Regions from separate parts of the Homo sapiens genome. Here region 2 is linked to region 1. Evidence: chromatin loops called from intact Hi-C (ENCODE). Cell type or tissue: Calu3. All regions are shown on one strand.

Region 1 (8,000 bases):
AGGCACGAGAATCACTTGAACCCAGGAGGCGGAAGTTGCAGTGAGCTAAGAGCATGCCACTGCACTCCAGCCTGGGTGACAAAGTGAGATTCCATCTAAAAAAAAAAAATCCACCCATAGACAGCTGTCACCATATACAGTGAGTGTGGCAGCAGAGGACCTCTGGAAGCCCAGTGAAGGCCCTGAGTTGAGCACACATCTCTCTCCCCAGCCAGCCTTTGGTCTTCATAAGGGCATGGACTATGCCATGCCCATTCGCCCAGCTCTGTTCATCAGCACCTTCTGAAAGATCCAGCAGCTTCCTCAGGGAATCCTCCAGAAGAAGTGGTGAGAAGACAGAGCTCTCTAGTTGCCTTGGAAAACTGCAGGCACAGCCAAGTCTACAGAATCACAAGGGGAATTCCCTTCTTTTTCTCCTGCCACCTGCTCCCCTCAATGGCACTAGATGATTATGATGCAGCCTATGGGACTGTCCTCCCAGGACTTCTTTTCCAGGAATTGTCCCATCACTCCCCATCTCCCATCTTCTACATGGTCATCAGGGGAATCACCCTGCAAGTCCAACCTGACTCTTGACCACAGCCTCAGGGGTTGGCACCTGTCACTTTGAGCCAAAAAGAGATCTTTCAGGAATCCTTGAAATTAAAATAAAAGAAAGCCTCCAGTACCTTCAAGCAAGGCGTGAAGTGTTCTTGGTAGCCACATTTCCTTCCATGAGGGTGTCAGAAATGGAAGAAGCCAGTGTGCAAGTGGATAGGATGAGCAGATGCCCAGCGGGAAGCAGAAAAAAAGATCACTTGTCCTGATCCCATTTGAACCCCTCATTCCATTAGGTCCTGTTGCATCTTTTCTGGGATATTCCAGAAAAGTCTTCCTCTTTAGTCTCCCTCTTCCATAAACTGGCTCAACTTGAGTTTCTGTTACTTGCAACCCATGGCCTCTGAATTCTGCAATACTGCTCTGGGAAGTCGCTATGCTTACAAAGTATCACACCTTTGGGGGAGTTTCTTCTCTATCCAACCCTTGCCCCTACCTCAAACCGAGAGTCACCCATAGATGGTGCCATCATTATATTAGAAGGAAGTCAAGTCACAAACTATGTTTAAAAACATCAGAAAATAACATGAGCCTTAATGATAATGGAAGGTGGTTAGCCAAGCTCCAGAGCAAGGTGTCTGTAATAGATGTCTTTTGGCCATAGATCAGTGAGATGTTAAAGTCCAGGCTGGGAAGAACAATGAAGAAATAATTTATGTTCATTCTGTTTATACTACTGCTATGAGGTAAAGCATTTACTAGCTAGAGAAAGAGTTAAACTTGACCACAGGTATCAGTATGGTAAATATATTGACTGGCCTGGGTCCTTGTTCTATATAAAAGAGGAGTTAAACATATACATTGTTATTCTTCGTAGTGGACCATGGTCAACTCCCCAACAGCTAAACCACCCTGTCACCTTGCAAAGGCCATGTAGTTTGGGGTTTGAATCCAGCTCCTGTGGTAGGTCTGAGGTTAATCACTCTCAGCAAGTGGTTTAGTAGTGGACGTGTGATCCAATTCCAGCCAATAAGACTTAAAGAGAGGTTTGCCAGAGGCTTCTGAGAAAGGTATTTCATGCACTTAAGAGAGAGACAGAGAGTATGAAAGTCCACTCTCACTTCCCCCAACATGATGTGAACAGGGAAGCAAAGAGCTCTGATGCCTGTGGCTGCCACCCTGAAGCCGTGAGGGGACCCAGCCTTCAGAAGAAGCAGCTACAAGTCCCTGATGTCATGATGAAGGCCCTGGATTAATTCTGAGTGTGGGAGCAAATAAATGTCCATGCTGTTAGGTCCGTTTGAGTAGTGCATCCTATTACTGCCAGCTGAACTCATCCTAACCAATGCATTCTCTAATTAAAGGAAGAGCAGTGGCCAGGTGCAGGAGCTCATGCCTATAATCTCAGCACTTTGGGGGACCAAGGCGGGAGTGGATCGCCTGAGCCCAGGAGTTCAAGTCTGCAGTGAGCTATGCTCATGCCACTGCACTCCAGCCTGGGCAATAGAGCAAGACTCTGTGGAAAAAAAAAAAAAAAAAAAAAGAGCAACAATTTTGAGTGAAAATCTCAGCTCTGCCACTTGCTGCTGGTATGAAATTGAGCAATTTACCCAACTCTTCTGAGCATCAGTGTATTAATCTGTAAATAGGGACATTAATGTTACTGTGGTGGTGATTGGTCAATTTGGACTATCTGGAATCCAGTCCCCCACCTTCAAAACTTTTTGGGGAGCTCCCCCAATGATATATAGTCTTGGAGAAAGATAGAGCCTGCTAAGTTCTCTTGTTGTTTAACAGACAAGATCTCTTTTTCCTGCCTTGGCCCAGCCAAATGGCAGGTCTTGAAGTAAGCTCAGCAAATCCCAACTGAGGGACTCCAGGCCGTGGAGATGACTGGAAATTTTGTTGATTGTAGTAACAGAGGTTTCACATGGAACAGCCTTCCTGATTCTCTGGGGTTCCATGAATCCCCCTTCCTTTTCACAACCTTGTGCTCCAGCTTCTGACAACCTCCTTCCAATAAACTCTCTCATTTTGAGAAAGCAAGTCAGCTTCTGTTGCTTGCAGCCAAGAATGCTGGCAGATGAAAGGGTCTTCTTTATAAGGCTGTGGCGAAGCTTCACTGAAATCACTCTTGTAAAGCCGGGCTCCATACACGTTAGCTATTGAGATGAGTACAGATTCAGATGGCCCCCATGAAGGGATGATCTTAGTTCAACACAAGGTTTTGATTGACCAAAAAGGGTACACAGTATCCCAGTTGCTGAATTGGCAAACTTCCCCTCTACACTTAACTTTGGCTGCTTGGAGTCTCACGCTTGCCACATTCACCACAAATTGGCAACATGTGATGAACACAACAGCATGGAGGCACAGACCCTCCAAAAGCCAAATCCAAACAAACAAAAATGTTGAGTGGCAATGCTGGCAGCAAGTTCTCCTTCTTAACCATGGTGTGCTAGTCCTGATGTTAAAATCACTTTACAGTCTCTGGACACACAGCCAATGGGCAGCACGAGGGAGTCAGGGCACTGAGGGAACAGGGGCTTGAGGGCAGAGATCCGAGACCAGCTCCAGTGGACAAGTGACTGTCCCAGGGACATGTCCTACAACTGCTCTACCTGGCTGTCTGCACCATCAAGCATGTTTCGAAGTGGTTGAACCTGTTCCTTAACTGACAGAGGAACGAGTCAGATGACTGAGGCACGTGGCTGTACTTTGTAAGTTGATACATTCCAGACACCAGGGATCATTGCCATCAACCTCACTACCACCATCATCATCAACAGCATGTCTTTCTCCTCTCTAACGTTTATGGAGCTATTATTATGCTCCAGGGACAGGTTTAATATTTTGTAAACACGAGTTCATGGAATCCTTGCAAGAACATTAGGAGGTCAGGTACTATTCTGTTCATTAATAAACTGATGCATAGAGTACTTGAATGACCTGCCCAAGGTCACATGGCTAGCAGGTAATAGAGCCATGACTCACCCCCAGGTTTGGCAGGGTCCTTAGCCATGCAGCCATAACTTAGCAATATTGCTCCAGAGATGCCCTTCCTTCCAAACACACACTTACACATTCGGACACTAATTTCAGCCTGCCCTATGCTCAACAGACTTTTCTCTGCCATTTTAACAGCCACGCAACAGAACTTTTGCTAAAGTGCCTTTGTGTTTTTATTTGGAAGATGGGTTTTATGCCCTGGTGGGGGCTAGTGGTGGATCTTGTCTCTTCTACATTATAAACTCTTATGAACATGCCATAAAAATGTCCCCTGGGTGCTTATGGCAATATATGAATCATGGCCATTTAATCTCATATGTACAGTCAGAGGATTGGGTCCACACTTTTTTTCTACGAGTTTGGCCTATAGGCTTTAGGCTTGTAAATCTTCCCTCACACACCAATGCTGGGGCACCAAGAAAAACAATTATTTACGAATGGGATATTCAGGTGTTCTGCTCCAGATTAATTGCTTTCAATCCTATTTAACAGATATCTAATGCACCAATGGTAGAAAAATGAATCACCACCACCACTTCAATGAGAAAGAAACATCAGAAAAGGCATGCATCTTTCTGAGAGGTCACTGTGAGCTGGGCTTATGTCTGTGGGGACCAGTATGGTGAGGATCTGCGGTTCTGGAGGGAGGGCAGCTGTGAGGATGACCAAGCACAAGCTCACCCCAGGGAGCCCACACCACCACCCTCCCCAGCCAGCAGTGCCTGACTTTTTTACTACTCTTCCTTTGTTCCAGGGAAGAGGAAGCACAGATCAATAGGATACTTGACAGAGGTGCCTGCGAGCACGACCATTCCTCAGGCCAGACACTGATGGCACCTATCACTAGCAATAAAAGGCTGCTGGAGACAGAATTGAGGCTCCTCCCTTTGTGGGCCATCTACCCCTCTCTGACAAACATCTCCTGCATGAGCTCGCAGCAAAAGAACCATTTCCAGGAGGCAACGTGCTCCCTGCCTGCCATCTGCACTCCACTTCCCAATAGACATTTCCTTATGTTGTTCAAAAGATTTTCCCAGCCAGGCAAGGTGGCTCATGTCTGTAATCGGAACACTTTGGGAGGCCAAGGTGGGTGGATCACTTGAGATCAGGAGTTCGAGACTAGCCTGGCCAACATGGTGAAACCCCATCTCTACTAAAAATACAAAAATTAGCCGGGTGTGGTGGCGGTCCCTCTGATTCCAGCTACTCAGGAGGCAGAGACAGGAGAATTCTTGAACCTGGGAAGCAGAGGTTGCAGTGAGCTGAGATTGCGCCACTGCACTCCAGCCTGGGCAACAGAGCGAGACTCCGTCTCAAAAAACAAACAAACAAACAAACAAACCACCTTTTTCCCAGGCTCACCGGTACTAGCCAGGCCACCTGTAAGGATCATTGCATTTTATTCCTGTGCATTGTGTGGAATGGGGAATGCTGCTGGAGGTTTTGTAGCAGCTCCTGGCTCTCAGGAAGGTGGTGCAAAAACCCATGTGCTGTCAAGATCCATTCCATATTAAATTCCTAGAGGGAGGCCATACCTCATCAGTCCTTCTTTATTTTTTGGAGAGGAAAATGCATTATTTTGCCAAACTAGTTCCTTACAATGCTAATTTTTTTTTAGTCCCTTTTGCTGTGTTTGGAAAAAACAAAAACTATTGTGGATGTTACAGCCAAGGTGGGCCTAAGAGTTCTGCCTCCTTGTTTGGGCTGGCATCCCTTGCTGGTCTTGGTTAGGGAGGGTAGATAGCGAACAAAGAACTGTGGTCTAGTTCTGAAATTGATGACACAAGCATATACCCACTGAGGCTCCTTTCTCCAACCCTCCATTCACATCTTAAATGGGAATATGAAATTGTCCCTCTCATGTCCCTACTGTAAAAGTTGGGGGTGGGGGGTATAGGGTGAGGGGACAGTGAGGAAGCCTCTGCAGGCCTCTAGTTTAAACTTGTACCACTAAGAGACTCTAGGCTTTAAAAATTAAGACAACATCATAACACGTGTTCACTCCAAAGTCAGTTTAGCAAGCTTATAGAATATTCCACGGTAGAATTGGGGAAGTAATCTCTATAGGAAGAACCATCTAAGCCAGGGTTTCTCACTCTCGGCACTGTTAACATTTGTGGCCTAATTCTTTGCTTTGGAGGGGGGGCTGTCCTGTGCAGTGTAGGGTGTTCAGCAGCCTCCCTGGTCTCCACCCACTAGGTGCCAGTAGCACCCCTCAGTCATGACAACCCAAAATGTCTTCAGATATTGCGAAATGTCCCTGGGGATGGAAGTTGCTCCCATCTGAAAACCATTGCTCCCAGCAAAGGTGTGGAGGTGGGAACAAGCCTGGTATATCCAGGATCCAGAGATAAACAAACACTGCACAATTATTACCCATGTCATTGTGTTCCTGAGAACACTAAATGAGATGTGAAAGGACTTCATAAAATAATCATCATCACCATCATCATCCTCATCACAGCAGCTATTGTTTCTTGAGTGCCTATCACATACCAACCATATGCCTGGTACTGGACACCCACCATCTCTAACAAGTATTCATGGCAATTAATGCTGGTGCCACGGGCTGGTGACTCACAGTAACAGACAGCCACAGCCATCATGTTCACCAAATATGGCAAACAAGAAGTAGCATGGCCAGGCTGCCCTCACTGCTGCAGGGGAAACAGAGAGTGTGCTCTTTCTTCGCTGACAGTCCTGTGTTGTCAGACTGGGGATGTTTCTTGACACAGGATGGGCTGGAGAACTGAGTCATGCTCCTACTGGAAAATCACTAGTCAAGGTGACCCCTGCCCTATCCCACTCAACCACACATGTACTTGTGGACTCACTGGCCACTCATTTATACTCTCACTACACAAAGAGTGGTCCGTGATCCACAGCCACAGCAGCACCCCAGAGCTCATTAAGGAATTCAGAATCTCGGGCCCCACCCTTGACCTTGCAATTCAGAATCTTCATTCTAACAAGTTCTCCAGGTTATCTGTGAATGCACTAAAGTCTGAGATACTGCTCTGTGGTAAGAATCCAAGGCTGCTAGCATCTGTCAGCATGTTAAAGTGTGCACAGATGGACCGTAGCATCCCTTCACTCTCTGGATTCACCCATTTGATAAATATTTCTCGAATGCCTACCACATGTCCTGCCCATGTGGGGCTGACAGTCTGGTGGCCTCTGGCCACCACCCCCGCCCAGCTGGTGACTACCCAGATAAAGCCACTCAGTTTACAACATAGGAGGAAAGTGAAGCTCTACCAGATTAAGAAATTTGGGCAAAATCCCGCTGCTAATAAACAGAATAAGAGTTTTAACTCAGGCATTCTTTTCCCAAATCCTGCCCCTTTCTCCTATATTCATACTACTTTTCAACCATACTCATTGGGGTAAAAAGAAGACACAGAGGTTTCTGCATATCCTAACTACTGAATCATACTAAAAGCAGGATTGCAGGATAGGGGTCACACAGACTGGCGGCTGGCATCAGTCATGAACTCATCCAGAATCAGAGGTTCAGAGACAGTTTCATTCACTGGGGTGGAGTTAGCTTTGCTCTAAGCTCTCCATCAGTTTCATCAGTTCTAAATCAAAGGCATTTAAAGACCACCCATTTAAAAAAATACAAAGCAACTGCAGCTCCTGAGATTTTAATGAGTCTGCACCCTCATACTGTATCTTCCTAACATCTTAAACCAAAACAGGGACCCAGATCAGGTCACTGCTGGGAACTCCAAAGTCCTGCCCCAAATCCTTCTGCACCTGGGCTTCCTAAAACTTGAAGCCTTTTTTTGTTATCATGTAGTTTTTATTTTCTTGTAAAAATGTCATGAGACCTGGTTTTAGGCATCAAGCAACTCCAAGGCTTCATGACTTCAAGGAAATTGCTCATGAGTCTCAGTTTTCTCCTCTGTAAAATGGGGAAAACAGAAACACTAGACAGAGTTCTTGGAGGAATGTGTTGAGATAATGGGTGTACTGTGCTCAGCTGGAGTCCTGGAAAGTGTGCAGTAAAAGGCCAATACCTTCTCCCTCCCTTTTCTTCTGAAAACATCCCAGGGTTCTGCTGAGGGCAGATGGCACCTGATGAGTCTCCCTAGCAACTCTCTGACACATGCAACTGAGCTGAGCTGGGAGTGTGAAGGAGGCAGAGCCCCGTTCAAATGCACCACCACACAAGGCTACTTTTTTATTTTTATTTTTTTGTACAGACTCAGTCTCACTATGTTGCCCAGGCTGGTCTTGAACACTTGGCCTCAAGCAATCCTCCCACCTTGCCCTCCCAAAGTGCTGGGATTGCCAGCGAGAGCCAATTCATCCAGCCTCTCAGTGTTTAAATTAACCAGTTTCTGTTGCTGAAGCTAAGAACCCTGACAGAAGCAAACCTCAGTTTAATTCCTGGTCTTAAATGTAACTTGTAGAAATAAATAAATGTGTACACTTAGAAAATCCCCACC
Region 2 (8,000 bases), 240 kb before region 1:
GAAATGGTAGGGAAAAACCAAAAGTGGCAAGGACTTTGATTATATAGGGGAAGGTGATAGGGAATAGGGCTCATATGTTGATCGTATCAGTCATTATGGCAACACCTGCCATTTACTGAGTACCGGTTGTCTTCTTGACTCTGAAGTAAATAACTCATTAATAAAAGCAAATCTCTGTTAAGATGTAGAAAGGACTTACCATGTCAGGCACTGTGTTAAGCACTTGATGTGCATGTACATTGCTAGCAAATAAGCTGTGTACGCTGTTGGAGATTTTTGTTTTCTCTGTTCTGCTTCTGAACAGATTTGTAATACACCGAAATATTCTTCAAGCAGTGCAGTAGGTGAACCCATGAACTTTCAAGACAGCTCCACATTTCACCAACTGTGTGACTCAGGACTAGTTACTCTCCCTTCTCGAAGCTCAGTTTCCTCATCTATAAAATGAGAGATGCAGTTAAATTAGTGCCTTCCCAAGGTGATTGAGAAAAGTAAATAAGAGACTACCTGAAAAGCACCTGGTATGGAGCCTGGCCATGGTAAACACTTACTAACTGCTAATTATTATTACCATTCCACCACCAGCAGTTTACTGAAGGCCAATGAAGCTATCCTGAGAACCTACTGGAAACTGAGAGATAACACTGCATTTCTTTGCCTGTTTTTTACCACCTGATGTGTTGATCCTTTTTTCAAATTATCAGCTAAAAGGTTGAACTTGATGACTTCAAAAAAAAGAACTTGATGACTTCAATATACTTCTCGCTTTGAAATGCCCATTTTTCACTACCCCATGCAAATACCCCTCCTCCAGGAAGCCTTGCCAGTTCTCTTCCACCTACAAAGCTCTTCCTCTCTACTGAATGCTTAGCTGTTGCTCATCTTAAGCTGTTCACCATTATGTGATTGGGCCAAGGAGAAGAGTATCTCATCTACACCCTCTGAGCCCTCAGAGTACCTTGGGGCAGAGTAGGGTGTGTGGGATGGAGGTGAACATGATATCAGGGAGCTCTGGCAGGCACTGGCTCATCCTGCACCCATAAACACCCACCCAACCAGTTATCAGCCACTCTCCTATCTTTCATACCCATCTTCCTTCTCAGAGTTCCACATCAAGACTGAATTTTCACTCCTGAAGCCATTTTCTTTAGACAGGGTCTCATCTGTCACCCATGCTAGAGTATAATGACACAATCATGGCTCACTGCAGCCTCAGGTGACCCTTTCACCTCAATCTCCCTAGCAGCTGGGATTACAGGTGCATACCACTACACCTGGCTAATTTTTTGCATTTTCAATAGACAGAGGCTTTTGACGTGTTGCCCAGGCTGGTCTCGAACTCCTGAGCTCAAATTATCCCTCCCACTTTGGCCTCCCAAAGTGCTGGGATTACAGGCATAAGCCACCGTGGCTGGTCCCTGAGGCCACTTTCTTCTTGAAAATTGTATTTTTCTGATGAAAATATGCCATTATTCATCTTTCATTGTCTCTTGATTCACTATCACTTATGTTTTAAGGTGTTTGGGGTTTAGGGCTTTTTTAAAAAGAATCATCAAGTATTTAAATCAATCTCTCTCCTTTTTATTGATAGAGACTCAAGCCTACTGATTAACTTTTCAATCAAAGCTGCCTGCAACACACAAGGCAACTGCAATTGCAGCTTTGGCGACAACTGAAGTAGTCATTTAGCTGACTTCTTCTCTGTTTCTAGTTACCCCTCTGTGCTGAATCTGTACGTCTGTGATTTCATAGCCTTCACAGAATCCTCTATATATGTTAGGATTATTACTCTCCACTTTTTCCATTTGAGAAAATGGAAGATCAGAGATGGTAACTAGCTTGTCAAAAGTCACACAGCCAATAAATGGCAGAGTTAAGGAACTAATCTGGCCACCAGGAGTCCACTCCCTTGGCCACTAGTCCACTGGGTTCATCACCTTCTCTTCTGTTTGCATTCACTGAGAACTCATTGAGGGCAGTGGTTTTGTCTCTTTTATAGTTGCCTAGCAGCCTGGCACCACGTAGGTGCTCAAAATGTTCAAATCAGTTGTTCTTTCTAGAAATAAGTGCCTAATCTGGGTCAGACCAGTTCTAGATCAGTGGGTGAGGGGTCTGAAGGGGGATAGAGCAGTAAATAAGGTAGCACAGGTCTCAGTCCTCATGAGGCTTAAGTTGCATTCAGTGGAGCATTCTGCTTTAACTCTTGGTTTGCTCTGATAAACTCATTGTTTTGCGGACCTTTGCTTAATGCGGATTATCTGGTTTTCTGGGGATCAGAATCATAAATCTGACTACTCCTGTCCAGGCTGGGAGGTGCACGTTGGTCTTGATCACTACCCCGGGCAGTTGCCTGCTGTGACCCCTGCTTCTTTTCTTCCAGAATGTATTAGGTTGATGCAAAAGTAATTGCAGTTTTTGCCATTGAAAATAATGGCATAACCTGCATTACTTTTGCACCTACTTAATAGAATACAAAGATACCCCAATCCGCTTAGGGGATGGTAGAGAAAGAAACAAAAGAAGGAGCACCTTGGCAATGAAGCTACAGAAAGGAGGGCTGGAGATGGGGAGTCTCCCTGCTGGAGAGTCTGCCTCTCCTTCTTTGCAGTTGAATTGAGGAGTGTTTTAAGCCTACTTTGTTTGCCATCAACATCAAAATGTCTTTCTTGATTGTAAACTTCTGGAAAGTGAGACAGAGAACATGTGTGGTTACGCAAATGGCCCTGTGATATCAGTTCACTATTCCCACAGCAGATGGCTGGCTATCTGTGGCCTGAATTCAATCATCCTTTTGAAATCTTTGCTAACTTGCTCATCCTTTCTGGGAGTCAGCTTTTCTATCAGTAAAATGAGAGTGTGTACTCCAGGCTCCTCCCAGAAGTAGCTGTATGGCTTTCTCCTGGGTCCCCTACCATGTGTTAGGATATTCTGTGATGCTTCAGTGAAAGTAGCTGGTGCTGCAGAGGTCTCCACTGGGAATGAGAAGCAAATCCTTAGGGAACTGTTGGTCTTCCACAAGCAGTGATACACACCCATGACTGGCACCCAGGCAAGTCTTGCCAAACCGCATCATGTTACCCGTTCATTTCAGGGCCAGGAGCCTTTTGTCAAGGAAGGTAAGGAAGAGCTTCTGACAATGACGGCCAAGTTCTCGTTGACTCAAGTTTCAATCTTCACACTGATTTCTATTCTCATTATTTAATTTCCTCCTCATCAGACAGAATTAAATACCAAATACCATTCCCAGGTCTTCTAAAGTCCAATTGCCCAAATGCTTTGTTTCCAACTTACATAAAAGTTTAAATTTCCTCTTCCCTTGCTCAAATTTCTGCCAAAACAGTCATCAGCAATGAAATTTTTGAAGATAATTAGCACATCAGATGTCTGTAATAAGCTAATCATGTATTTCTTGGATTGTACTTCTCTGGTTAGCTGTTATTAATCACAAATATTATTCATGTCATTTGAAATATTCCTGTTGGCGGATGTTTTCATCCTTGAAGAATTCCAGCTAAAAGTCTTTAGCTACGGATGCAGACCCTTCCCCCCACTCCAGCCCCACCCAACCGTGAGAGGCAAGATTCAATCGTGTCTTGTTGAACAGGGTTAACCTTCAGGGGAAACAGCATTAAGGGAAGTAATTATCCATTCACACTGAGCTGGCTACAAATAAAGTGAGAAAATCACCTTCTCAGAACTCACATGAAAAACATAATGTAGTTAATATTAAATAAAGGGATTGGGTAACCTGGCCTCTTTTTACAGTGTGTGCTTATGTGTCCTTGATCAGGGGCTGTTTTGTTTATGATTAATGAATGACTCACCTTGGGCTGTGTTCCGTTCAATGCATACCTCATTATGAATTTGAAGAGGTCATTTCTTTCTTGGATTTAAAATAAGAATCTCTTTGTACATTCAGAAAGTTAAGAGTTTGATATTGGTGAAAAATTAGGGCAAAAAGAACTGGGGGGCATTTGCTTTGGGTTATTTCTGTTGTTGTTGCTGTTGTTGTTGTTCTCATTGTTGGCTTATAATGTTCAGAATTTGGAGAAAAATTCTAAGCCCGGGCTCTCATTTTAAAGTAGATCCTAAAATTATGTGGCTTAGGCTCAACTTATCTGTGGCAGTAGTACTGCCCTACAGTGCTGTGAATCAGAAGGGCTTGATGTCTCACCTCATAAGGGCTGTCCAGGCTGCTCCAGGAGGGGCTTGTGGAGGGGGGTTCAAATGGCACAAACATAAATTAAAAAGAAACAAAATCTGAGGCCCCAGTATTCAGAAAGGGCATATAGTCCAGCAGCCTCTCTTTTAATGTCTTCTTTTTTCTTTAAAGCTGTGTTTTCTGTTCATTACAGTTTAATTTCATTTATACTTAATGTCAGAATGAGTAGTAGATTGCAATGTAATTTACCAAACCCTACAAAACCCAATTTTGATGCAGAAGGTCATAACTGGGTTAAAAACTGTATGTGTATGCCTATTTTTTTTTCACAAGATCCCTGACAAAGCCATCTGATAAGAAAATATGTATCTCTTTGTCATTTTATATATGTAAGTGCATGCACATGCACAAACATACACACCAAGCACACCCACAAACACATATATCAGAGGAAGATAGATGATAGATAGGCAGATATCAATCTGCAAGTATAGATTTTGTTTTTTAATTAAGACAAGAGGGTTACTACCCAGGAGAGGGAACTTCTATGTTTGAGACACAGCCCCAAGGTGGTAGGAGGTGAACACTTTCAGAATGACCATCATTTCCACCTGTGCACACACAAACATGTGGTTTGACCACCGGTGGGCCCCACCACAACTCAGTTAATGATCTTTCCACAGGGGTATGTGTGTTCACTGTGCATCCAAATGAGGGCTTGTCACGCAGAAATAAAAGCACATGCACAAACAGGCCTTGGCAGTTGACTAAGGATACCCACTTCACGGTAGACATAGTTCATTAGTCACCTAGCCAGCTTTTTAAAAAAGTCAAGTTATTTCTTTATGTGTGAGAGAAACTATGTCCTTTGATCATAGCCGTTAAGATGGGATTAAATAACAGCAAATCTCAGAGACCCAAGCATTACTCCTGGCTCTATCATTAACTGGCCATGTGACCTTGGGCAGGTCATTTTCCCTCACTGGGCATCCGGGGCTGTTTCTGTAAAAGGAAGGCTTTGGACTAGGTAGACCTTAACATTGTTCCTTAACATCAATGTTCTATGATTTTTTTCCTAGTAATTATGCCCTTCCCATCAATATTCTATGATTCTGTTAAAATACAAGAATAGCTGACACAACATAGGAAACACCTCCACCTCAAAATGTCGTCTTGGTGGATGTCTTGCTGTTTCACAAATTAAAAGCAGAAGATCAATGTCTTTCTTGTCTTTCATCATAACCGCCATCTGTCTCTCAGGCCTATGAGCACCTACCACACACTAAGTACATTCAGGTTTTGTTGGTTACTCTCATGAAGTACGGTCATGGTAGAGTACCAGACAGGCCACTTAAATGACAACAAACAAATATAGTTTCTACAGCTAGAAATATAACTCTCTTTTATTTTCTAACTTCACCATGAAAACATGATAACTGGAATTGTGTGACTGCTAAGGAAAACACCAAGCATAATCTTTTCAGAGATTTTTTTTTTTTTTTTTTGAGACAGGGTCTCTCTGTCACTCAGGCTGGAGTGCAGTGGTGCATTCATGGCTCACTACAGACTTGACCTTCTTGGCTGAAGCAATCATCCCACCTCAGCCTCCCAAATAGTTGGACTACAGGAACACACCACCATGCCTGGCTAATTTTTGTATTTTTTTTTTTGGAAAGCTGGGGTCTCACTGTGCTGTCCAGGCTGGTCTCAAACTCCTGAGCTCAAATGATCCACCCACCTCAGCCTCCCAAAGTGTTAAGATTACAGGTGCGAGCCACTGCACCCAGCTTAGACATTTTTTTCTTTATAGACAGTAATACAATTTGGCAACTTCCAAAACAAAGTGAATGTTCAAGAAATGTAGCAAAGTTTCATAGGAAAGTTTCCTCAAATTACCATGAAACATTTTTTAAAAGATTCAGGACCCAAACAGTAATAATAAGTTTTTTAAAATGTATTACAAAATTAGAATTTGAATGGAGCAAAGATCTTTATTTTAAATCAGGGGTGTCCAATATTTTGGCTCCCCTGGGCCATATTGGAAGAGGAAGAATTGTCCTGGGCCACACATAAAATACCCTAACAGTACTGATAGCTGATGAACTAAACAAAAAAGGAAACAAATTTCAAGAAAATCTCATAGTGTTTTAAGAAAATTTACAAATTTGTGTTGAGTTGCATTCAAAGCCATCCTGGGCCACATGTGGCTCACAGGTCCCGAGTTGGACAAGCTTGTTTTAAATGATCACTCCACACTCAAAAAACAGCTCCCACCAGTTTGAGAAAATGGAAAAGCGACCAGAAAGTGGTGTGCAAATCAATGTTATTATATGTAACACTGATAGCCGTTATCTAGCTAGTTAAGCCAGCATGGAAACACTAAAACCCCAAAACAAACAAACAGACGAACAAAAAACCCTCTTGATTTTACATTAAGACTTTGTGTATGCTGTTCACTTTCATTATTACAAAATGGTTGCTGTAGCTCCAGAAGCCCCACCCAGTGACTTTTTCCTACATTTCATTGGCCACAGCTTCCTCCCTTGGAAAAAGGAGGTTGAACAGGGATTGGCTCAGCTATCCATCAGCATGTGCCACACTTATTCAGTATCACACAGGTAATGAATGACAAAGTCAACTGTCTAAAAATGCTTGGTGGTATTTCTTTCTTTCATTAACACCAGTGAGTTCCCTAATATGCTTGTTTCCTAGGAACCCCAAACTTGAGGGCCTGGGGCATTTTTCTTCTTACAGGGTTTACCTTATCTTTTATGGGGATTCAGATGTATGAGATGAATGTGACTACTCTGATCTTACCCGCTTTAATGAACAGAGGACCGAATCACTTCACTTGCTTTCTCCTGTACACCTCCCCTACCTCCTTCTTCCCAACTCAGAGCAAGACCTCCCCAAGCTTTTATGTGAAGATGGCTGTGGAATATGATTTGTATTGCCTTTCCATCAAGCGGGAGAAAAGACAGAACTCAACTGACACAATAAGATTAGAGTGAGGAGATGGGAGCCAAAAATTCCTTCATTTGGCCAGCACTGTGGTTCATGCCTGTAATCCCAGCACTTTGGGAGGCCGAGACGGGTGGATCATTTGAGGTCAGGAGTTCAAGACCAGCCTGGCCAACATGGTGAAACCCCGTCTCTACTAAAAATACAAAAATTAGCCAGGCATGGTGACTAATTTCAGCTACTGGAGGCTGAGGCAGGAGAATCGCTTGAACCTGGGAGGTGGAGGTTGCAGTGAGCCGAGATTGCACCACTGGACTCCAGCCTGGGTGACAGAGTAAGACTCAGTCTCAAAAAAAAAAAATTCCTTCATTTGAACTGGTGAGTCTCCCTAGAGGATGCTTGTTGATTTCTCCAGTCTGCATTTGTTTCTGCTTTTGTTAATAGAACTCACTTTTCTTTTGCAGAAACATTCACTTTTCTTTTGCACTTTCCTTTTCTCAGTCCATGGAGTTCCTGGTGACTAATGCCATCCACAAGATCTGAAGGTGTTGTGTAACCTAGACCTGGCCCTTCTCTCAGTGCATCCCCCTCTCCAGAGTGACCAACTCAGAGAGGTCATGTGCTTAAGGTGAGCCAAAGACAATTTTTCATAGATCTTTGCTGAAACTTTAGAGAAAAGGGCTCTCTCTCTGCCCTGGGAGTGCTGGGCTGGTATAACGTAATGTAACCTGAATCTATTGGTCATCATCACAATGGGAAAGCCCGGCCAATGATTGAATGTAGGAAAGCAGAGAGGGAAATGCACAAAGGAGAGAGAGAGAAAGAGAGAGAGAGAGAAATCAGATGATGCCACTTCAGCACCTGAATCCTACCTTTC

Evidence for each region. A loop is a pair of places that touch in the nucleus more often than their neighbours do. Peaks named below come from ENCODE experiments on the same cell type or tissue, not always from the same donor. Only the 100,000 strongest peaks of a DNase experiment are listed, where the experiment ranks them.
Region 2: it touches region 1 in a loop (1.9-fold over the local background); 2 of 110 quality-filtered maps call a loop at or near these places.

The regions. Positions count from the first base shown.
Region 1 is chr16:51,162,570-51,170,569 of GRCh38, reverse strand. No RefSeq gene overlaps it. Among named protein-coding and RNA genes, the nearest start is that of SALL1, 15 kb to the right of the region's middle. In Calu3, no CTCF peak of the experiment used is centred here; DNase peaks (open chromatin) are centred at 3,219 and 6,179.
Region 2 is chr16:51,404,253-51,412,252 of GRCh38, reverse strand. It overlaps LOC102723323 (a long non-coding RNA gene), which reads left to right. Exons shown (of 4, transcript XR_933558.3): 3 at 7,625-7,751. Among named protein-coding and RNA genes, the nearest start is that of HNRNPA1L3, 240 kb to the left of the region's middle. In Calu3, no CTCF peak of the experiment used is centred here; DNase peaks (open chromatin) are centred at 3,042, 3,562, 3,812 and 7,722.